3 separate regions of the Homo sapiens genome follow, and regions 1 and 2 are each linked to region 3. A link is a loop called in an ENCODE intact Hi-C map of the cell type or tissue named here. Cell type or tissue: gastrocnemius medialis. All regions are shown on one strand. Region 1 overlaps ARHGAP26 (Rho GTPase activating protein 26). Region 2 overlaps ARHGAP26 (Rho GTPase activating protein 26). Region 3 overlaps HMHB1 (histocompatibility minor HB-1).

Region 1 (8,000 bases), 900 kb after region 3:
ATGCTGGGAAGGTTATATGAGAAGTGTATGCGGCATTTCAAAGTGTCAGGCACACGATGAATGCTCCAAAAATTAGTTGTAATCACAGGGGCAGGTAGAGGTGGGGTGAGCAGGAACAGGATGGTAAGTATGGGGTAAGGTTAAAATTACGGCTGCAGAAGGGCAGGTGTGTATAGTTTCAAAGGGAAAAGAAACAACCCACAGGTGCTAATGACATGTGTGATTCCCACTCCCAACACACTCATACACAGCACTGAAATTCATGCCTCTACCACAAAGCACACAGGGCTGAGGGCTGAAGGGACACACCTGCACTGACATAATGGCCATTTCCTTTCTCCTCCTGAGTAACGCAACAAAGTGGCCTACCACTCCCTTTTAAAATTAACATCTGATAACTAATAAGAACAGAGAAGGGGTCTTTGGCAAATTCTAAAAAATCTGCCAAGGAGCTCCCTCCACCCGCCAGATGAGAGAAGGAGCAAATGACTTAAAAATCCTCTGTAGAGCTCAACCCTAAGAATCCACTTAAAATACAGCACTTCCTTTTCACTCTGAATATGTCCTTAGTGCTATATCTGCTTAAGAATCTGGATCTGCTTAAGAATCTGGATCTGCTTAAGAATCATGAACGAGGATCTGGAATTTTCTCTAAGCTGGCACCTCACCTCTCACACTGCAGGAGCCATGGAGAAAACAGCTCTCCATCTATTACAGGGCAAGTTGCTACCCAACACCATATCTCCTCCAACCCTGGCCCCTAAAAACAGCCCATGGAAAGCAGTATATGGTTTAGCAACACATTCAGGATCCTGGGACCACTGGCTATACCAACTCATAGCCTCCTCACCAGCCAAGAGCAAACAGAATCACAACCAGCCCCAATTCCAGGGTTACTCGACAGCTTTCCTACGCTAATCTTATTCCTGAATCTGAGTCAACAATAGTGATCTCAGTGGTTTGGCAATTTACCCACTTCCTATTGGACAAGGAAAAGCTATTACTAACTCCACCCCACTGAAACAAAAACACTCAGAATTTAACAGTACCGTTCTTTCTAAATCAACCTCCAAAGATCTAGAATTTACTCATTCATAAGACTATAAATCTTCTGTTGGCAAGAGTTCATTCCCCAGCTTCCATCCACACTACTGTATATTTAAGGGTCAAATTCAAAGTAGAAGAGCTGAGGCACCCACAGGAACACACAATCTCAAAGCCTGTGTCTGAAACCTGCCCCTTATGCTTATTTAGGAGACAAAGGGGAATGATAAGGAATGGAGCATCAGCTGCCATCCACTTGCAAGAAGAGTTTTGCAAGTGCCAGGGAAGGGAAGTGGTCCTTTGTTTCTAAAGTGCTACTGGGAAAATGAATTCCTAACAGTTCCTGGACAATGCAATGGTTCGGGTTCAGAAGAGCTTCATTTACACAAAGATATGGCCAAAGCCACATAGAATAATCTTGGAGAATGACACCTTTTCCATGTCTGTTTATGAGATTACAGACCCAAATGTCTACGGAGACTCGGTAAGTAAGAAAAATTAGGGAAACTGGATAAGAAATTCTTTAATCCAAGGAAAATAGACTTGGTCTTATGTTGCTCTTGGTTTTTTCTTTTGCAGTTTTACTTTCAGATAGAAACAAAGAACAAAGAATTATCTCCCCTCTGTGGGAAAAACAACAGTGCAAGTGCAAAGCAAAAAAGCTGTCACTCGTCTTCATGGGGGAGGTGGGCAACAGGGCATGGTGGGGACTGCGGCAGAACAGAGAGCACACACCCCACCTAAAGGAAATATCTGTCATTCAGCTCAACCGGTAGCTGGCATGCGGGAAGGCATGATCAGCAGTTAAAGATTTTTTTCAGTTTTAAACTGTTGCCTCAAACACTATTCAAGCCAAACCAAGCATGTCTGTGGACCACCAGTTTGCAACTTCTGTTGTCTGTGTCTTCCTCTGAATCTATCTGAGCTTCACCCTAGGTCATCATTACATGTTATAAAGTCATCCATCTCATGCATTAAGACCAACAATGAAGGATGCCTGTCTATATTCTTGATTCACCTTACAGTCAAACTCAGGAGAGTATCTCCAGGTCATCCACAAAGGAGGAACTTGGGCTACTTCCCTTTTTCTTCCAATACTCAAGGACACAGTGCCATCACTGGAAGGCAATGGTAATCTACTATTTGGAGACAGAACATATGAATCTGCACTACTATGCGTGCTCTGATGTAATAAACCATTGAGGTCCTTCTGCAAGACCTTTGTGCATGGAAAGAATTAATAATATGCCATGATAATCTGGGTGTGGTACAGGTGAGAGACAGAGGAAGTAAGAAACCAGAAGATGCTGCAACTGGCAGCCCCCAAACCACAGGTAGATTTACTGAGTGTTTATTATGTGCTAACCACTGTGCTAAGGACTTTACTTGTATTATCATTCATTCTTCACAATAACTGTATGAAGTAGACACTACCATTATTTCTTCTTTTAAAAGTGAAAAGACTGAGACTCACATAAATTACTTGCATAATGTCACACCACTAGTAAGTGCCAAAGCCTGCACTTGAACCCAGGTGTGCCTGAATCTAAAGCAAAGCCCATGCTTTAATGACAATGTTGTACTGCCCCCCTGTGCATGTAGCATACATGTCCTGGGATCCAGAAAGACCAGCATCTTAAGGAGAAGAAGAAAGGAAGGAAGGAGGGAGGGAGGGAAGGAGAGTTGGAAAGAGGAGGGAGGGAGGAAGCAAGGGTCAACCCTCTAAGAAGGTTTTGGAAGTAGCTTCTAATCAATTATTTAGAAAGGATCTGATCCTCTCAGCACTTTGGGATGCCGAGGCGGGTGGATCGCGAGGTCAGGAGATCGAGACCATCCTGGCTAACACGGTGAAACCCCGTCTCTACTAAAAATACAAAAAAATTAGCCAGGTGCGGTGGCAGGCGCCTGTAGTCCCAGCTACTTGGGAGGCTGAGGCAGGAGAACGGCACGAACCCGGGGGGCGGAGCTTGCAGTGAGCGGAGATTGCGCCACTGCACTCCAGCCTGGGCGACAGAGCAGGACTCCGTATCAAAAAAAAAAAAAAAAAAAAAAGGATCTGATCCTAATAAATGAATGAATCATAACCTATTAAAGCCTGCAACCTTAGTATTTTTAGAGGAATGTTCCTAAAATAATTAGGATCATAGCAATAATAATAGTCTAAAAAGTAGGTATCACCAACCACATCAGATAAGTTCTTACATTTTTATGAGAGACTGAAGTCGTAAAACATCGGGAAGCCCAAAGACATCTTTGGCATATTAAATTGCATGGCTCTTAAATGCAACAGATATTGACTGAGTTCCTATTATGTGCCAGTCATCATGCTAGGTATCAGGGACATAGAAGCAAGCAAATGTTAACACACTGCACAAGGACAAGGCATTATTCACTGATGGGATGAGTGAGACTCAAGGAGAATGCAAATACCTGTTACTACTATTGATAACAAACTATGAAAATATAGCTTCTGTTTCATGTATTTTTTTTTCATTTTTACTATTCTATCTCACAATCAACAGAAATGTACATAAGTGGAATGTACTGGTTGAACTGTTTCTTCTATCCAGAATTACATAATAGCTCATTTTTGGTTTTGATTTTAAAAAGACAAACTCATTTTATATTTAGAAATTGGTAAATAAACTGGTATATTCAACCAATAAAACTCCATATTTCACCAGGCAGACTAAAGAGTAAAAATAGGGTTGCCTCAATCACCCTCCCAATCAAGTCCATTAACCACCATACCCCATTCTTTGTTAAACCAGAATCAAACAGCAAACAGGCATGCTCTCATTTAATTAAAAGAAAAAAAAAAACTCCATGACAAGTTCAAACTACATGAATTCTAAGACTCCAAGAACTTCTCCACTAACTTATTTTACAGAACAGCCAAAAAGCAATTCAGAAACTATGGTATCGTCTCCCAACTCAAGTCATGGAAGTCAGAGTCATATAACACCCTCTGAGGAAGGAAAACTCCATTTCCTGCCTGAAATGTCATGGCATTGAGACCAGCACTCTAATCCAACCAGCAGGAAGGCAAAATAAAATATTATTTCAAACAAGGGGTGAGAAGGGGAGGGAGGGGAAGTCTGAAACCAGGAAAAATGGATTCATGTGTTGCAAAAGATAAAGGCACGTTGCACCAGGAGGGAAAAGTAGGACTGCCAGGTTCTCAGCACACACAGGACAGTGAAATCACTCATCTTTTCTGCACCATCCTAAATAAGCCATTCCTAAAGCAAAGGGCCTGGCACTTTAGTTCAAAGAGCCAGGTAAAGGGTAATGTTTAAACAGAGGCCCAACTAACTGAGCATGTTTGTTTTTGCAAGAAAGTGGGTATGAATGATTTGTGATGAAAGGGTGGGAGGAAGGAATTTCTAGAGAATGAATGAGTCATTTAGGATACTCTTCTTCCTTTAAGGAATAATACTCTCATGATTATTTTTTTCTACAGAAAACACACACACACACACACACACTCTTCTGTCAATGTATACAAGGTGTATATAGGACAGCTGATTTTCAACTGGACCTTCTAATAGTTACTAATACATACACAAAACTGCCATCTAGAGGTTGAATGTTGAAACAAAGTCTGTTACATAAGATGATCCTTTTTGGAAAACACATAATCTCAGTCACACAATTTCACAAAAACACACAAATGCATACACACACACCTCTTAGCAAGCTAGAAGAAACAATATTATTTTAATTTAAAATTAATACAGTTTCTTCTTGAGGCCATAAATTGGAAAGAGAGGGCATAACACTTTATCTTTATTTGAAGCATGTATCAACAACAGGTTATCACATACACAGTTTGAAAATGGAATCTTACCCTAGCAGGCCCTTTGCACATATAACCCGAATGCACCTGTATTTCCTCTCAGCTTATAGATAACTTGAAAACTCATGACACTACAGGAAAAGGAGCACCATTAAGACAAAAAGCAGGCTCACAGGAATATCCACCAAAGCTAAGGTTCACCATCACAACAATAAAGCCCCAGGTTTTAGGGTATAGAAAAAAATTCAACAGCCATGTTTTCAGACATAGGACTCCATCAGAGGGGAATATTAGTGTGTTCCACCTTCAGAAAAAATCCTGCAATGTAGTGATAATTCACCCCATCTTACAGATGTGGTTAAACCACTTACCCAGAGTCACACAGCTAGTAAGGAACAGATCCCAAATTCAAATTTAGGAATGCTCTTATCTTTTTTACCTGCATCATGCAGCCTGCCATACAAACATATTTGAAATGAGGGTGCTGAGGGTTCCAGTAGATTCTTCAGATCTTTCAAAAATCTTTCTGGCCTCCACTATTCTGACTTTCACCAATCTTCAGTTTTCCTGGGTCTCTTCCCTAACAGTACACAAATGCAGGTTAAGTGAGCACCTGCTAAAAGTTTAGTTTAAATAGCAACTAACTTGATTAAGCTCCTCTAGTCTCTTACACAATAGTTTACCATGGCCTCAAAGAAAATAATTAACCCATGTCAAAATTACGTCACCATAAAAAATAAAATTGAACAGCCATATGCACATATTACTGTATTAAAAGCTGCATAAAATGTTCTTCTGCCTCTGGAAGCAAATCACCTGAGACAGATATTTAGAATTGAACAGAGGTATATAAAACATACCTAATTAAACACCCAACCAACCAATACAAAGAAAAGCTTATTACTGTGCAAATGCAGGTTACCTGGGAAGAAGAAGAATAGAGTTGACAGTGGATGTGAAATGCTAGGTTGGGACTAGATCAGAGGAGAGCTACTGCCCTTTACCTATTCATGGAAAGCTTGCAAAACAAGGACTTTGGAACTGGTATGAAAGAAAATCAGATGAGGTCTGTTAAGAAAGTCCTACAGATTTGTAAACTTTATATCTCCACTGCCAGTAGTCTCTAGCATGTAGTAATGCTCAATAAAATAAGGAAGGAAGGAGGGAGGGAATGAATTCAGCGTATTCCAGTCATGCCATCGTCCCCTGTAAGAATGGAAGGGTAAAGTCCTCTTGTTTGTTACTTTCCCCCCAGTATTCTGGCCCTCCAGGTTTGCTGGAACACTCAACATCCTGGTGTTTATACCTTAGTTGCTTGAGTATATATGAGCATTCCAAACTCAAAGGTAAGCTCCATGAAGATAAGTTTATTCTTGCCTTATCCCTTATTACAACTCCAGCACTAAATATCCTTGCCATCTCTAAGAAGCTATCCTTGCTGCCCACCTCTAGAGAGTACCAATGCTGGGAAAGGGGCACTTAACACACAGCATTTTCAAATGTATGGACATTGGTGAGAGTCAGCTAACCCCAGAAAAAAGTAATCATTTCCCTTCCCCAGTGTAAACACTGCCCCTCAAGAGACTTTATTGATTCAGGGAATCAGAAAAAGTTTTATTATTTTTCACATGGTTTACTAGGCCCTCCTGGAAAACACCTGAGAGAAAATATCCACGTGTCACTTACATCTGTGAGAAATTTCTTGAAAATAAACAAATCCAGGGATGCTGGCAAATGACTAGTACCATGATTCTTTAGCCTAAACAAATATTTTCCCTATATTTGCTCATGAATTTCCTTAAGACACTGCATGACGGAGTGAATTATTCAAAGTGACAGAACACAGACATAAGCAAGTACTACCGATTCACATCCTGCTACCACTAATGGCTGCTTTGAAATCATGTCCCATTTTTTAACCCAGAAATTTTACACTAAATCCTCTCAAAGAGTTGACACATTTTGTAATGATCAATCTAGTCTTTATTCAATTAACCAATATAAATTATAAACCTTCAAATGCTTGGTGCTATGGCAAAGTAATACAAAAGCACCCAAGAATGCTGCTTCATTAAAGAATAAAAAAAGTGATTTTTATTTTATTTTACTGAGATGGAGTCTCCCTCTGTCACCCAGGCTGGAGTGTGGTGGCGCGATCTCAGCTCACTGCAACCTCCATCTCCTGGGTTCAAGCAAATTCTTCTGCCTCAGCCTCCTGAATAGCTGGAATTACAGGTGCCCACCACCATGCTCGGCTAATTTTTTTCTATATTTTTAGTAAAGACAGGGTCTTGCCATGTTGGCCAGGCTGGTCTTGAACTCCTGAGCTCAAATGATCCACTTGCCTCGGCCTCCCAAAATGCTGGGATTACAGGCATGAGTCATCACGCTAGGCCAAAAAAGGGTGATTTTTAAAAAGCTAATGAAAGCTTAGGCTATAATCATGTAAAAAAATAAAAGAAAAGAAAGGAAGAAGGTAATTTATGTGAATGGGCTGCTTTGTGAAGTGGGGTTCCTTGGCAATGGGATTGTTCAAGCAGTAGGTGTTGAGTTATCCATTTAAAGGCTGCTGGGTGCATGAGTGCTGCTTCATTGAGAAAGGCCCTCCCTATTCAAACTGCGTTCATTTCCTGGGGCTGCCGTAACAAAGTGCCACAAACTGGCTGGCTTAATCAACAGAAATTTATTGCTTCACAGGTCTAGAGGCTAAAAGTTCAAGATCAAGGGTTCCTCCTGAGGTCTGTGAGGAAGAATCTGCTCCATGCCTCTCCTCTAGCTTCTGGTGCTCTGCTGCCAACCTTTGGTGTTCATTGGCTTGTAGGTGCATCACCTCGACTTCTGCCTTCATGTTAACACGGTATCTTCTCGTGTACATGTCCATCTCTGGGTCCAAATTTCCCCTTTTTACAAGGACAATGGTAATATCGCATTAAGGCCCACCCTAATGACGTCATTTTAACTTGATTATCTCTATCAAGTAATCTCCAAATAAGGCAACATTTTCAGATACTGGGGATTAGGACTTCAGCATATGATTTTGGCAGGGACACAATTTAATCTATAACTAGTATCTGCTAGGAAATTTTTTAAAATTATCCTTTGGAGCATGTTGTGGCCATACCACACAACTACTACAAGTTACATTTATTTAAAGCCA
Region 2 (8,000 bases), 720 kb after region 3:
GGACAGGCGATAAGCAAAGAAAATATATGGTGCTATGATGAAACAGCCAGCATGAAAGGGATGGGGAGTATAGAGGAAATGTTTGTAGCTTTAGACTGGTGGTCAAGGACATCTCATGGAGAAGGCATGTCTTGCCAAGCCATGAGGACATCTGGGAAGGGAGCTACAGGCAGAGGAAACAGCAGGTACAAACACCTCGGGGTAAGTACCTGGGTGGCATGCTGGTAATGCCAGTGTACCTGGAGCCCAGAGAGCAAGAGGGCAAGTATCAGGAAAAGTCAGAGACATAATGGACTTGAGGGTGGCAAATCCTGGAAAACTTTGCAGGCCACTGTAAAAGCTTTGTTCTTGACTGAGTGAGATGAAAAGCAATTAGAAAATTCTGATCAGAGGGGTAACAGTATTAGTCATCCTCTCTGTAGACTCGGAAAGGTCTCAACTAAGACCTAAATGCTGAAATTCCATAGGTTGCTTAACATTCAAAGAGAGAGAGATATGGCCGGGTGTGGCGGCTTGCACCTGTAATCCCAGCATTTTGGGAGGCTCAGGTGGGCAGATCATTTGAGGCCAGGAGTTTGAGACCAGCCTGGCCAACATGGCAAAACCCCATCTCTACTAAAAATACAAAATGTGGTGTGCCTGTAGTCCCAGCTACTCGGGAAGCTGAGGCAGAAGAATGGCTTGAACCCAGGAGATGGAGGTTGCAGTGAGCTGAGATCGCACCACTGCACTCCAGCCTGGGTGAGAGCAAGACGCTGTCTAAAAAAAAAAATACAAAAACAAAAACAAACAAAAACCAAAAAGAGATAAGAACTTTACAAGCTAGCATAAAACCCAATAAGAGAATTCAAGACATGTACAAACCAGATTACAGTACTGTTCATATTTAATTAAAATGTGTCAGGCCCTGTGCCTTTGCGCCTATATATCTGTGTTAACCTCATAGGTTTCTGCAGTTGTTGCCCATTTTCCTCTTGGTCATTGTGCTGGAGACCTCTACTGGGAAGCCTGGTGGAAGAACAGAATCTTAGCCAAACCTGAACTGGGGCGTAGAGCAGGTAAGAGCTTCTAGGTGCGAGTTACCTGCTACCCAGCTAATAGCCACCCATGATCAGCACCAATATTAATATTTGTAGAGTCCATTGAATTTCACCATTGTAACAATCTTTAATTAGTTAAAATAAACAGCAGTCTTCTGAAACCAGATCCACATTACTAGCACCATTTTACAGATGAAAGGACAGGGACAAAAGGAGCTAAATCAAAGGTTAAGGGACTGGCCCTTAGCCATGTGGCTTAGCTCCAACAGGAACAGTGGCTCTGGGACCCAGCGCTGAGAGCTTGCGCTGAGAGCTTGTCACTTCCCAAGAGATGTAAATCTCATTGCAGCTTCTATGGACATGACCATAATCCTTTCTGGAAGGACTAAGATTCCAAATCCACAGAAGGGTTCATGGGAAATGTTACAGAGAGATGGACAGACTGATAAAGAAGCATACACTCATGAAATACCCACCCTAGGTAACCTATCTCCTTTTGTGGGGATTTTTTAAATGAGGGAAATAACTCATGTGACTGGCATATTTTTGAAATGGAATGTACTTTCACCCCAAAAAGCAAACAGAAAATTACATTCCCTGCCATAAGTCTGAAAAAACACTGGGAGGCTGAAGTTGAAAACGTTAGCTTTATTTCAAGGGCCAGTCTACCAAAGTGACTGGAATTGACAAACCTATATGTCCTGTCACGGTACTTTTAGATTATGTTTGGATATTTGATTAGAAGACAGAAAAAAAACAGTAATGTATGGTGTCCAGAAAAGTTTATGCTCTTCATGTACAAGAGCTGAGACCCCATGGGAAAGTTCTGGAGGTCAATTCATACGGTAAAAGGTGAAAAACATCCTAGAGCTCTAACATCCATGAAAATTACTGGTATAGTACATCCACATTCCATATGTTTACATGTCTAACGCTAATGAATGGAATCCACTGAAAAAGGAATACAAATCTTCACAATCCATAAAAGTTAGAAACAATCTGAATTGATTACACCTTTATATCCCTCTCCTCCTGAAACTCTGTGGCAACACCTCCTAGCTCCTTGCTGCACTAAATCATTATCTCCTAAAATTTCAATGTAAGTTCAAGCCTAAGGGATACAACAGTTCCTCTTATTTATTCATCCATACAAAATAACAGTGTTTATATATAGTGGTACATGTGAGGATTAGAGTGAACACACAAACCCTTCTGTTATATTTATTGCCTTAATCACAAAAATAGATTTGTCAGGGAATGAAGCCAATAAAGTTCTTACTTCAACACATGCAAAGCAAAACCTGATTTATCCTCCTCAAAGGTGGCACAAAGCTGGAAACTCATTGAATTCTGCTACCATGAAAGCAAATTTTAAAATACAGGGTTGACAACAGAAACCAGAGATCCAAGGTGAGCAAACCAACTATCATTAGGCAGAGAAGAGCAGATCGTGTCTGGTAACAAAGACACCGAACGATTCAGAGTGAAGTCGAGATCTGGGTCCCTGATCCACCCAACATTCACACTCTCAGCAAGAGTCACTCACAAAGCCCAAACCTAAACAGATATTTTTCAAAGGGGAAGTCAAAGTGTTTAATGACAAAGTTCTAAAATGCTTTCTATTGTGCAGGCATCACAGCCTGACATCTTAGTTGCTGTCATCTTGCTTTGCCTGGCTCAACAGAAAAGGTGGGTGAAGAAGGCCAAGCTGATGGCAGCTGAGATAGGGGGAGAAATACAGTGTAGGCTACAGTGGCACTTCAAGGACAGAATGATGCACAATTCCCAGCAGAAAAGCCATCAGTAACTGACTTTAGCAGACCAATCTGGAGAGTATATAAATCTACAGAGATGAAACCACTTAATGAATACCAGATCCTTGAGCAAATCTAAACACCTCATCGTGGCCTATACGATCCAGCCCCTGCCTACTGACCCCTCCAACCTCATGTCATACCACCATGCTCTTATTCACAGAGCTCTAACTACCCTGGCCTTCTGTCTGTTCCTAAACACACCAAGTATGCTCACACCCAATACCGACTGAACACCTATGAGATGCCATGCACCCTTCTGGGCACTGGGATAAAGAAGTGAACGAGACTGACAAGATCCCTGCTTTCATTCCGACGGCAAATAACACACAGATACATCAGTAAAAATGTCAGATTACAGAAGTGCCATGAAGAAATCAAACAGAGGTATATGACAAAACCTAAGAGGACCAACTTAGGTAGGCCAGGAAGGCCTCTCTAGGGAAGAGACCTGTGAGCTGAGCCCATTAATCAAACAGTGCAGTCCAGAAGTCTACAGCCTAGAGGCAGACAACAAATCACACCCTCATACACCTAGGCAATAATAAGTTGTATCTTCAACCACAAGCATCAGCAATGCCTGCCTGAGACCGCTTTAAAATGAAGCCCAGGCTGGGTGCAGTGGCTCATGCCTGTAATCCCAGCACTTTGGAAGGCCGAGGTGGGTGGATCACCTGAGGTCAGGAGTTCGAGAGCAGCCTGACCAACATGGAGAAACCCTGTCTCTACTAAAAATACAAAAATTAGCTGGGCGTGGTGCCACGTGCCTGTAGTCCCAGCTACTCGGGAGGCTGAGGCAGGAGAATCGCCTGAACCCGGGAGGCGGAGGTTGCCATGAGCTGACGTTGCACCACTGCACTCTAGCCTGGGTGACAGATTGAGACATCACCTCAAAAAAAAAAAAAAAAAAAAAAAAGCCCAATGCATTGTATTCCAAAGGAGTTCACTTCCTTTTCCATGGGAATTCTGAAGTCTGTGTCAACAGCTGCTAAGTACAACTGGAAGCTGTGCAATCGTTGCCACCATGTGGTTACCCGCACAATGATGCGAACACCCTGTGGCTTCTGGCTGCTCCTCCTGCCCATCTCTGCAGCCTCAACCCATTTAGGAAGCAGCTCCTCCCAAAAACATGTCACTAATAGATCCCACTGCTCAGTCTTCCATACAGAAGGCCATCTTCCAGAAATTTACATCAAGGAGAAAGCCACACCACAATCCTGTTGCTATGTACCAGCATTTAGCTGGATTATATAAAGAGCTAAGTAATCATTAAGTAAGGGTGGGAAACAAGACAAACAACAAAAGAAAAAGTCACCCTTTAAAAAGACCCTTTGGGCTTGGTAAACTTGTGGGGAGAGGAAGAAACACAGTTCAGGGAGTCCTGCTACTCTGCGAAAAGTCAGGATTCAAATAGTTCATTATAAAAATGACCAAAAAAAAAAATCACTCATACTTGTACTCACCAAAAAAAGTCTCTTCTCTATTTGGCAATGGAAAATAAAAATTGGTACTTAAAAACAAACAGTGAGTGGCTTCAAGAAATGAGTTAATAAATCCTACACGTTACTTTCCCATAACGCCCCGGTGCAGCTACATGTTCTTCAGACTTCTGACGCACTGAAGAGAGGATGCCTACAGCCACGAACCTTGGTGATCAGCAGAATGCACACGTGGCATTTTCAGACATGCAGACAGATGCCACTCCCGCCAGGAACACAGTGCTGCAAGGCTATGAGACCTGTACCAAGGCTATGACACATGTACTTATATACCTGTACACACATGTCCACACACAAACGTCTACCCGGATGCATACCCCTTAAACATATATACACCCACATATGATTCCCACACACAGAAGAAAACTTACGCAATAAAATGCTTCTATCTTCGTTAAGACAGAATCATGTAATGACATTAGCTAATGTCAGTTTGGTCTTTAGGTTAGACCTATTTTTATATTTATTTATTTATTTATTTATTTATTTATTTATTTATTTATTTTTGAGATGGAGCTTCGCTCTTGTTGCCCAGGCTGGAGTGCAATGGCGCAATCTTGGCTCACACAACCTCCGCCTCCCGGGTTCAAGCGATTCTCCTGCCTCAGCCTCCTGAGTAGCTAGGATTACAATCATGTGCCACCATGCCTAGCTAATTTTTTGTATTTTTAGTAGAGACAGGGTTTCTCCATGTTGGTCAAGCTGGTCTCAAACTCCCGACCTCAGGTGATCCGCCCACCTTGGCCTCCCAAAGTGCTGGGATTATAGGCATGAGCCACCACACCCAGCCGATTAGGCCTATTTTTAAATAGCTTACCCTTTACTCTTTCTTTCAGTGCTATCGTTAGGGGGAAAAAAAGATACATGTTTTCTCTTTTATTTTCTGATAAATGAAAGTATTTACTGTGGAATAACTGATACAAAGCACAAAGAAAATAAAAATCACCAGTGATTCTACCATCCAGAAATAACTAAATGTTATTCAATGTTTTAAGGTATACGTGTCACATTCCATGTTTTTTTCAGACACACACACACTCATATTTCAAATCAAGTTGGAATCATACTGCAGACACCTAGTTTTATAACTTGTTTTTTACTGCATTACTATGAACTTTTCAAGTACCATTCATTGTCTCACTCAACATTGTTATGGTGGCACAGTGTTTCACTGTATGGGTATTCGATAATTTAGAAATCTCCCGTTATTGGACAGTCAGATTGTTTCCAATATTTTATTGTTTCCACTAATATTGCAGTGAATCTCTATGTACACAAATATGTGCATATATCTTTCTTTCCCTAGAATAAATTCATAGAAATAGAATTTCTGGATGAAAGGGCATACTTTTTTTGTTTTGTTTTGTTTTTTTGAGACAGGTTCTCACTCTCTCGCCCAGACTGGAGTGCAGTGGTGTGATCTCGGCTCACTGCAACCTCAGCCTCCCAGGCTCAAGCGATTCTCCTGCCTCTGTCTCCCAGGTAGCTGGGATTACAGGTGCGTGCCACTACCTGCAGGGTAATTTTTGTATTTTTAGTAGAGATGGGGTTTCACCATGTTGGTCAGGCTGGTCTCAAACTCCTGACCTCAAATGATCCACCTGCTTCGGCTTCCCAGAGTGCTGGGATTACAGGCGTGAGTCACTGTGCCTAGCCAGCATAAATATTTTTAATAGATATTACCAAACTGTCACCCATGAGATCTATGTCAATTTACATTCCCACCTAGAAAATTTTAATATGCCCATTTCCCTAGGACCTTTATTTTTCCTTTTGGTGCTTTCACTAGCACCAAAATAAGGTATTGCTATTTTGAAAGCTTTTATCTTAAGTTTCATTTCTCTCTTTTTTTTTTTCTCTAGGTCTATCCATGTTGTAACAAATAGCAGGATCTCCTTTTCTAAGGTTGAATAATATTCCATTGTGTGTATATATATATATTTTTATTATACTTTAAGTTCTGGGATACACGTGCAGAATGTGCTGGTTACATAGGTATACATGTGCCATGGTCGTTTGCTGCACCCATCAACCCGTCATCTACATTAGGTATTTCTCCCAAGGTTATCCTCCTCTTCCCCCTACCCCCTGTTAGGTCCCGGTGTATGCTGTGCCCCTCCCTGTGCCCATATGTTCTCACTGTTCAACTCCCACTTACGAGTGAGAACATGCAGTGTTTGGTTTTCTGTTCCTTCTCTTAGTTTGCTGAGAATGGTTTCCAGCTTCATCCATGTCCCTGCAAAGGACATGAACTTATTCTTTTTTATGGCTTCATAGTATTCCATGGTGTATATGTGCCACATTTTTTTTTTTATCCAGTCTAACATTCATGGGCATTTGGGTTGGTTCCAAGTCTTTGCTATTGTGAACAGTGCTGCAATAAACATACGTGTGCATGTGTCTTTACAGTAGAATGATTTATAATCCTTTGGGTATATACCCAGTAATGGGATTGCTGGGTCAGATGGTATTTCTAGCTCTGGATCCTTGAAGAATTGCCACACTGTCTTCCACAATGGTTGAACTAATTTACACTCCCACCAACAGTGTAAAATCGTTCCTATTTCTCCACATCCTCTCCAGCATCTGTTGTTTCCTGACTTTTAAAAGTTTCATTTCTTTGAAGAGTAATGATATTGAACTTTTTCCCATGTCTACTGATCCAGTGACTTTTAAGGTCCCAGGCACAATTAGTCTGCAGCAAAGCAAATCAAAAGAACAGGTAAAGAAGACGACATACCAGGCAAGGATGGCACCTTAGTTCTACATTTTAAAAATTTAATAAAGCTCTACACCTATTAAGGTATCCTTGTGTTTATAATCCATATATCTTTCACAAATTTTCATGGGGAAGAAAAATAGTTGGGAGATGTCAGATCCCCCCTGTGAAGCTGGGCAGACTCCACCAGACTCCACCATGGCACTTGGGAGGCATTATATAAACGTTTGTGGCTACCACAGAGACCAAAAATGGATTGTGCTGCCTCTTCCCTGGTCTATTTCATAGAGGCACTGGGATGCTGTAAGGACAAAGCAAGCAAGGGAGGTGAAAAAAGTACTGAAAATTATCAAGGGCTGTACAAAGCACAATGATAAGGAGAAGGAGGAGGAGAACTAATTTAAACAGAAGTTTCAAAGAGGCAGGATTGGAGTATATGCAGAGAACGTTATTAGTGAAGAATGCTTTGGTAAGAAAGCAAGCTTTCTCCTCTGGTATTTCATGAGCTGTGCAATGAAAGAGTCTCTGTCTCCCTAGAGCCCGGATGGGCGACGCAACAGGCACAGGGGTGTAACCAGGCCACAAAGTCCCAAACGCCAACTTTTAATTGTGTGACCGGCATGGGTCCAGCAGTGATTAGCAGAACCAAGCACTGTTGCTCAAGCTTTATGAGGATCAGCATTCTGAGTTAGGGGAGGAAAAAGATTGCCTCTGATAAGAACTTGTTCTAGGAGAGTCAAACAAGCACCCCTTTTCTGCATGTTTGGGGCCGACACTGAGGTCTTTAATGAAGGGAAACCTCTGAAAGAAATGGAGGTGGCATTTCTAGGAAGACCTGCCAGGGGAGACTCACACTCTGGTACTTGCTAGTGGAACAGACTGAAGTTTATCAGGAGGGAGCCCCAGGCCTGGAAGGCAGGAAGTGAAG
Region 3 (8,000 bases):
CTGAAACCTGCTGAGGCCAGAGGTCATGGGCTTTACCCGTCAACTGAAGTCATTTTAGAGCTTCATCATCTGAAACGGAGTCCCATCTTTACTTCTTAGATTCTTTCTGCAACAAACACAGACCACAGCAAATAAAGTTTCTGTGATCCAGCATTCTTGAAGAGGAAAGTCAGGTCATCTGGTTAACTGTCGCTGGCTTGCCTGATGTGTATTTTGATAAAAATCCTTCTTTCAAATTCTTCATTAAATTTATTCAGCATGTTAGGTCTTGGGATTACTAATCTTGATTTCATTGTTAGTCCCCGCTCCCTGCTGCAAAATTATCTTTGACACTGGTTTTCCTAGAGTATTCAAATCTTAAATTAGAAAGCATAAATTTTTCACATATTGAGTAGCAGCTATGTAAATGAAAAAAAGGTCAAAGTATTTGAGGACAAAAAAGTATTTTTCTAATATTTGTTATTTATATGCAATAATTGTATATGTATATTGAGTACCTGTGGTATTTTGATACATGCATATAATATGTAATAATAAGGGCAACTGGGATATCCATCACCTCAAACATGTATCATTTCTTTGTGTTGGGAACATTCCAAATCTTTTCTAGCTATTTTTAAATATGCAGTAAATTATTGTTAGCTATAGTCACCCTTGAACACTAATACTTATTCTTTCTATCTAACTGTATTTTTTTAAAAAAGAGTATTTGGCCATCATCTAAGTAAACTAAATGCTTTTTACTCTAAAGAGATAACAAGATCCAGGAGATGAAACCCCAGGGTAATTAATAGAAATAGTAGATGACAAATCTAGTTAAATGTTATTATTCCCCACTCCTTCCCCTCTCAACTCACCTTCTCTTCATTTTTCGTATGCTATCAAGAAAGACATTCAAAGACATGAGAAAGGCATTCACTGACATAAGGGAAATGGTACATGGAGAGTAAATTGTGGTGTGCATTTGAGAAAGCAGGTTTGCTCCAAAGAGAGGCTGGCACACAGTGATGTTTGCTTAGTGAGCCAGACTCTAATTTTATTAGCTCATTCTCATCTTTGAAAGTGCTAAATGTCTGCAGTTTCCCCTGGGCAGGTGATTCAGCACCTTCCACATCAAGGGCCAGATAGGGTTGCAGTTTCACTCTGTGTGACCAGATTATTGTTGTTGAGTCAAAAGGAACCTGACATTGTGTATATATATCAACGTGGTTCTGCGTATTTCTTTACTGGGATGTTTATTTTTTCACATGCACACACTTTCCTACCCAACCCTCTTTCTGTGTTGGCATATGCTGTAGTGTTTCTGCAAGATATTGGTTCATTATTTCTGACTCTTGTGACATTCATTCTTATTACTTGCCCTTAAGGACCTGTTTCCAGTCATTGCTGGAGGTGGAACCAGGGAAGAATAACACACACGAAATGATTTCTGGTTTTAATTTTAATGGCAACTGCAGTCTCTTTCCCTATTCAATTATTTTTCTTGGAAACAATTCCTGAGTGCCTAGTTTCAGGGGAAACCTTCATCAAATAAACATAATATCAAGTTTGTATTAATGTGATGGGATGGCGTTTAGTACAATCAAATCTTGTTACTATGACTTACAGCAATGAATAAAGAAAGGAATTCAAATTCACGATTATAAGTTTCATGGAGGAAGGAATGTGATTTTGTGTAAATATATAAAGCTTTGTCTATGCATATATCAACATTCATACAGGACATGCTATAGAGAAAATGAAATCCCTTAAACATGCTCATTCACTCAGTCAACCAACATAAGGGAACGATCTGATCAAGATGGTTCTACGTGGCTGGGTATGGCAGGGGAGCAGCTACAGATGGGGCCAGGTTATGAAAAGTTAGCCAATGCCACAAGCTATAAAGTACTCCTCTTCCACTCCACTAAGCACTTTTTTGAGTATCTGTTATGTACCAGACACTGAGAAGACTCCAGCAATGGGAAGGCAAAGAGTCTGCCCTCCTGGAAGTTATATTCTAATGGAGAACATGCATTAAGCAAATAAACAAGATAATGACGGGTAGTGATTACTGTTATGAAGGAAATTCATAGAAACGCATAACAAGAGCTGCCATATTGGGGAAGGAGAATGTTGGGGGAAGGAGTTCTTTTAGATAGGGTGGTCATTGCCGGCCTCTCTAAGAGGAGACATCTATACTGAGATGAAAGAAGAGGAAAAGCCAGCCATGAGAAGTGTGCAGAGAAGACTATTCCATGCAGAGAGAACAGCAAGTGCAAAGGCAAAGGCTGGCCATGTCGGAGTGATGGAAGAGGGCTCAGGTTGGCTGGAATATGGAGAGCCAAGGGGGCATGGGTATACAATGAGATTGAAATCACATATGGATGTCTAGACAAGGGTGAAGTGTTGAGTTTTAAACAGGACTTGTATCAGCTCATCTTGGCTGCTGGGAGGAGAGAGGATTGTGAAGGAGCTGGGAGGAGAAAAGCAGAGAGAGCCCTTAGGAGACAACTGTAGTCATCCAAACAAAGAGATAGGGAATGGAGCTAGTTAGTAGCAGATGAGATGGAGCACAGCGAATAAGACACATGATATGGAAAACCGAAGAGCCTGCTTATTTATTGGCTGTAATAGATGAGGAAAAGAGAAGACATAAACATGGCTCCTGGGTCTATTATGGCCATTTAGATTACTCTCAGGTGAGGCAAAGCAGATGCCCTTCCAGAATAATTTGCATTTTACAGTGAGCCCTGTGACTTTTTCCTTACAGAAAGAAAGTGGTCTGCAAATGGTTATAATACAGAGATTAAGAGGCCAAAGTCGTCGTTTAACTGTGTGATCTTAGGCTCGACGCTGCCCCTCTCAGAGCCTCAGAACCACCTTGATTAACCTCCAAAATCCCTTGGAGGTAATGAGTTTTTCATTGGTGCAGAAATAGCCATTCCCTTGGTAGAAGTAGGATTGTACAACTGAGAAGCTGAACCAAACACAACAATTGGTGGAGTGCGTTCCTCCCTCATTACCCTGTAATCTCCAAAGAACCTCCTCATAGGTGCTCTTCATATAGTTTATCTTTGCACCTTAATGTCAGCACAGCAGCAAGTCCATGGCAGGGAAGGGGCAGCCCAAAATACATCCACCAGAGGGCAGCATAGAGCTGTGCTTGCACAGATCAGCCCCTGAGGTCATCAGCCCCTGCTGTGGGAGCGTGCAGATACCTGCTTCCAGAGAAGAGCAGAGTTGGGGTCTGGAATCACTGCTGCTGAAGCAAACCTTTTGGCCAGGGTACTGAGAAGAGCATGAGAATGTCGCTGCTACAAACAGTGACAAACCCTAAATCCAACTGCAGCTTACACAGTCCAAAAAACAGATAAAATAGTATTTTTATCTTTAGCTGTCTTACATGGAGGGCTATGTACCTGGCACTGACAGATGGGTATACGCATTATCTCACTTAAGCTTTACATCAACCCTATGTGCTGCATCCTGTTTTTTATTCCTAGTTTACAGATGAGGAAACAAGTTACTGAAGATCAGTGATGGGGCAGTTTTCTCTAACTCTATAAAAGTCTGTTTCACTATAAAACCTCCTCCTCCAGGCTGTATACATCTGCTTGTTATTTTTCTAGAGTTCTGCTGGCTGCTCTGTGGATAGAAAGGAAGTATTACATAAGGATTATATAGGATTTGGCTCTTGCCCTTGAAGTACGTACACTTTCAGAATGGAGAGAACAACTTAGGTATCATACAAACAACTGTATATAATCCAGAGCTTCACGGCTTGGTAAAACTATGTTTTCACTACTCCCCAGTCTCAAGTGTTTTTCCACTGGTACTACACAATTGCTATAAACAAAGTCTTTTTCGTGAGAAGTGGTGTGCTGTAGTCAAACATTCAATCATTCATTCATTTGCTCTCCAAATATTTAATGAATATTTCTTACTATGACAGACACTGGATATCACACAGAAACATACTTCATCCTTGCCCTTGAGGGGCTTATAATTTAGTTTGGTATGGTGAAAAATGGACAATGGCAAGTAAACCAGTACATGTGGGATTATAATTATACATGCCATTAAAAAGGTCCAGTGGTTAGCTATTATCCCTAGTGACCTCAGCTCTTGGACCAATGATTTCCTGCTCTTGATTCCCGTGATCTCCTTCTCTATTGCAGCCACCGGGCAACCCTGCCTCGAGCAGGTCTTCTCTTCTGTGACCTTGACCTTTCTGAATCGCCTCTGTGATTGCAATCTCATGGACACATGTCTCTCACACTCCTTTGGATTCCAGCCAGCCTTTCCTCCACCCTCAGTGTATAATCCCTCTTTCTGTATTCTCTTGTCTGCTCAGGACTCCATGGCAGGTCAATTCAGCCATACCCTTGTTCCTGCTCTAAAATCCCCTGACCTTCCATGATGCCCATCCTGACCAATCCTGAGTCTACCTAGCACTCTGCCCTCTCTTCCCCAGCACTGCCCTGACCTTCTTCCCACTCATCCTCTCTGACCAAACCTCAAAGCTCCTCTGCAGACCTTTCAGGAGAACTTTCTTTGCTTCCTGTTTTATTCTCCATGGTCCCCATGTCAGGCCTTTTCTACTCCCCTCAATCCCAAATATACTAAATGCACATTGTAGTAAATGTAAGAAAACATGTGAACATCCTCAGCTTCCTTTGTCTTTACCTCAGAATCTTCCTCCACCTGTGCCCATTTGTCTTTGGCTCTCCAAGCAGAATAGGGAGTTTCTTGCTCTTGCAGGCACTTCATGATAAGGCCCAATGGTACTTGAAAAGAATCTTATAGCGGCACTCCATTCATTCCTTCATGCACGCCTACCTTTCGTACTGCATTCCACAGCTGTGTATTGACCACCTACTATTTTCCAGCATTACAGTTAGCACAAGAGATACCCCATAGCAGCCTAGGATCAGGGAGGAGCAGGTCAGGTAGACTGGAACATTATGGGAGAAATGGAGTGTCCTGGTACAAGGTCAGGCAGGTGTTGGGGGGTGTGTGTGTAAGACCTGCTCTGCACAACACCAGAGGTCATATTAACATTCCAAACTTATTCTAAAAGAAAAGGAAACCAGAAGACTGACCTGATCTGATTTGCAGTTTCCAAAGGACCACTGTGGTTGCAGTGTGGGGAATAGATTAGAGAGGGCCTGAGTGGAAACAGAATGGAGGGAACGATGGAAAGCTGGTACAGTAACCTGGGTGAGAGGGTATGGCTTCCTGTGCACAAAATCTCCACTCTTGAACATTCCGGCAGCCCTTGGACTCTATGCATCTGTGATTCCTCGCAAGTGCCCCAAGGCTCTGGCCCTGCTCTCCCTCCCCTAATTTATCTCACGCAGAGTCTTGTGCCCCAACCTGTACGCTACGCTCTAAATGACAAGAACCTCTCTCTGTTCTCTGAACAGTCAGGCACATTCCCTCCTCCAGGCCTTTGCTCATGCTGTTCTCTCAACCTGAATGGCCCTCCCTTCTCTCAGTCTGCTCCTATGTTCAACCCCTTTACAAATGCTCATTCATTACACGAAGGGAATGAAGCTAGTCCTCCTTGCAAATTTATGTTTATAATTTATTATATCACGATTACATTTTGACTTGCATTTTAGTTAGTTCCTTCCTGCTGTCCCCTAAATTGGGAGTCTTGTGGGAGAGGGAACATATTTTATTAGTATTTTTATTATCTCCTTCAAACCCATACTACCTTGCACAGTGGGATATCTTAGTGGGTGTTAAATGCTCCCTGTATGAAATTGCAAAGAATCCAACCCAATCCAATCCAATCCAGCTCAATTCAATTCAATTCAATTCAATTCAATTCAATTCAATTCAATTCAATTCAATTCAATGCCTTGTATACTGGTTATTTCCTTTATAGGTGGTAAGCCCTTTAAGGTTAGGCACTTTACTATGTTTCTTTGTGTCCTACCTGGCTTATATGGTAGGAGCTTGCTAAGTGCTTATTGATTGCCTTACTTAAAGATACACCTTGGTAGTGGAAGTGTTAAGTTGGCTTTGGACTCTTATTTCTTTTTATTTCATAGATACCAGTAACTACTTCTTATGTCAAATAGGGTATGTATAAGCTTGAAAGTTGTAATTCCATACAATTAAATGGCCAAAAAATGAAATGTAATACAGACTCTTAAATAGTTGATAAATGGGTTTAGGCAGCTGTATATAAAGACATAAACATATTATTCTTGGCAGGCTCAGCTTTATGAGGGCAAAAGAAAAAGTTATGACTGATGGGGACGGGGACAATGGTGGCATGATATTAGAGACCACAAATAACCTCCCTTCAATATCTATTTCACCAAATGGAGGCCTCCTCTGCTGCTCACAGCCAAAGGTGTCCTTTGTCTTATCCTAAATGCTGTTAAGACATCATCTGTAACTCTAGAGGGTCTATTACATCGAATTCATTGGTATTGCATTCAAAGGACTTCCAATCTGGCCCAGGCCCCCTTACCAAACTCGTCTTTAAGCTACACACTGCTCACTTCTTATGTAATGGAAATGCCCTTGTGAAGGTCACCATTTTTTTTATTGTGGTAAACTATATATAACATAAAATTTCCCATTTTAATTATGTTTAAGTATACAGTTCAGTGACATTCTTATGCAACCATCACCTTCATCCATCTCCAGAAGTTTTTCATCACTGCAAACTGAAATTCTCTAACCAACCATACCTATTTTTAATTTTTTAATTTAAAATGATGTCTTCTAATGGTAGGAAGTTCAAACAGTATCAATGTGTAAGTCCTACTCACCATTCCATACCCACTTTCTGCTGTTAACAGTTAGTTGTGTATTCATCTGCATCTCTTTTTTTTTTTTGAGATGGAGTCTCGCTCTGTCGCACAGGCTGGAGTGCAGTGGTGCAATCTCGGCTCACTGCTGCAAGCTCCGCCTCCCCAGTTCTGGCCATTCTCCTGCCTCAGTCTCCCAAGTAGCTGGGACTACAGGCGCCCACCACCACGCCCGGCTAATTTTTTGTATTTTTAGTAGAGAAGGGGTTTCACCATGTTAGCCAGGATGGTCTCGATCTCCTGAACTTGTGATCCACCTGCCTCGGACTCCCAACTGCATCTTTTATTGTGTGCAATATTTATTTTATGAAAATTGAATCATAAATGAAAAATGCTGTTTCCATTTAACCAGGTAGTATGTACATTTTCCCCATGTTCTAACATATAGGTATACTCCGTTCCTTTTATTGTCCACAGAGTGTCCCATAGTATGAATGAATGTACTATAATTTATGTAACTATTTCCCTAGCGATAGACACTTAGGTTTGTTTTTAAGGTTGTTGCTGTTGTTGTTTTTCCTTTGAGAAACACTGCTACAATAAAAATCCTGGTACACTCAGGCAAGCATTCCTGTGGGACACATTACTAAAGGTTAAATTTCTAAATATAAATGTTTCTACTTAAAAAAAAATGAATGTATACTATCACATTACTCTCCACAAGTGTTGTAACTGCTTGTTTCCCAGGAGTGTGCCAGGGAAAAGGGCTCTGTGCTTGGTAGCCATTGTTAATTCACGTCTGAGTGTGGATTTGCTTGAAGTCACTTCCCTCTTTGATAGGACCCTAGATGCTCTCAAAGGAGGATCTAATAAAAAAGAAAGGAAGCCTCTAAGAAAGTGGTGAATTCATAAATCATGGTGGGTTGATCCTGTTTGGGAAAATGAGAGACACACACACATGTTCAAAGGTTGACTTTTCATTTCACTGTGCAGAGCAGAGGCAAAGGGCATATGTTCCACTTGCTTAATTTTACTCTTCTTCATGCTCAGCAATTTGTCCCTGCTCATCCACACCAAAACTCTGGGCTTCGAGTCAAACCTCAACAGCAGTGTCAAAGCCTATAAGTCAGGGAAGAGCTGTGCCTCAGATACACATCATCTTCAACTTCAACCAATTCCGACTTCCAAACATGCAGAGAACCTATAGAAAAGAATGGCTTAGCTGAGACTTGAGCTTACAACTTCTCA

The links. Peaks named below come from ENCODE experiments on the same cell type or tissue, not always from the same donor. Only the 100,000 strongest peaks of a DNase experiment are listed, where the experiment ranks them.
Region 1: it touches region 3 in a loop (11-fold over the local background); 75 of 110 quality-filtered maps call a loop at or near these places.
Region 2: a loop joins it to region 3, with 7 times the contacts of the local background. A loop is called at or near these places in 33 of 110 quality-filtered maps.

What each region holds. Positions count from the first base shown.
Region 1 is chr5:142,918,954-142,926,953 of GRCh38, reverse strand. All of the region lies in intron 10 of ARHGAP26 (Rho GTPase activating protein 26), which reads right to left. Among named protein-coding and RNA genes, the nearest start is that of ARHGAP26-AS1, 54 kb to the right of the region's middle. In gastrocnemius medialis, CTCF peaks have their summits at 2,427, 2,628, 4,450 and 4,649 (motif pointing left); no DNase peak of the experiment used is centred here; H3K27ac peaks cover 4,221 bases.
Region 2 is chr5:143,102,237-143,110,236 of GRCh38, reverse strand. All of the region lies in intron 17 of ARHGAP26 (Rho GTPase activating protein 26), which reads right to left. Among named protein-coding and RNA genes, the nearest start is that of ARHGAP26-IT1, 86 kb to the left of the region's middle. In gastrocnemius medialis, a CTCF peak has its summit at 3,888 (motif pointing left); DNase peaks (open chromatin) are centred at 3,886 and 7,672; H3K27ac peaks cover 2,281 bases.
Region 3 is chr5:143,820,433-143,828,432 of GRCh38, reverse strand. It overlaps HMHB1 (histocompatibility minor HB-1), which reads right to left. Exons shown (of 2, transcript NM_021182.3): 2 at 7,717-7,953. The coding sequence ends at 7,865. Among named protein-coding and RNA genes, the nearest start is that of HMHB1, 12 kb to the right of the region's middle. RefSeq lists a silencer at 3,053-3,192. In gastrocnemius medialis, a CTCF peak has its summit at 3,119 (motif pointing right); a DNase peak (open chromatin) is centred at 3,142.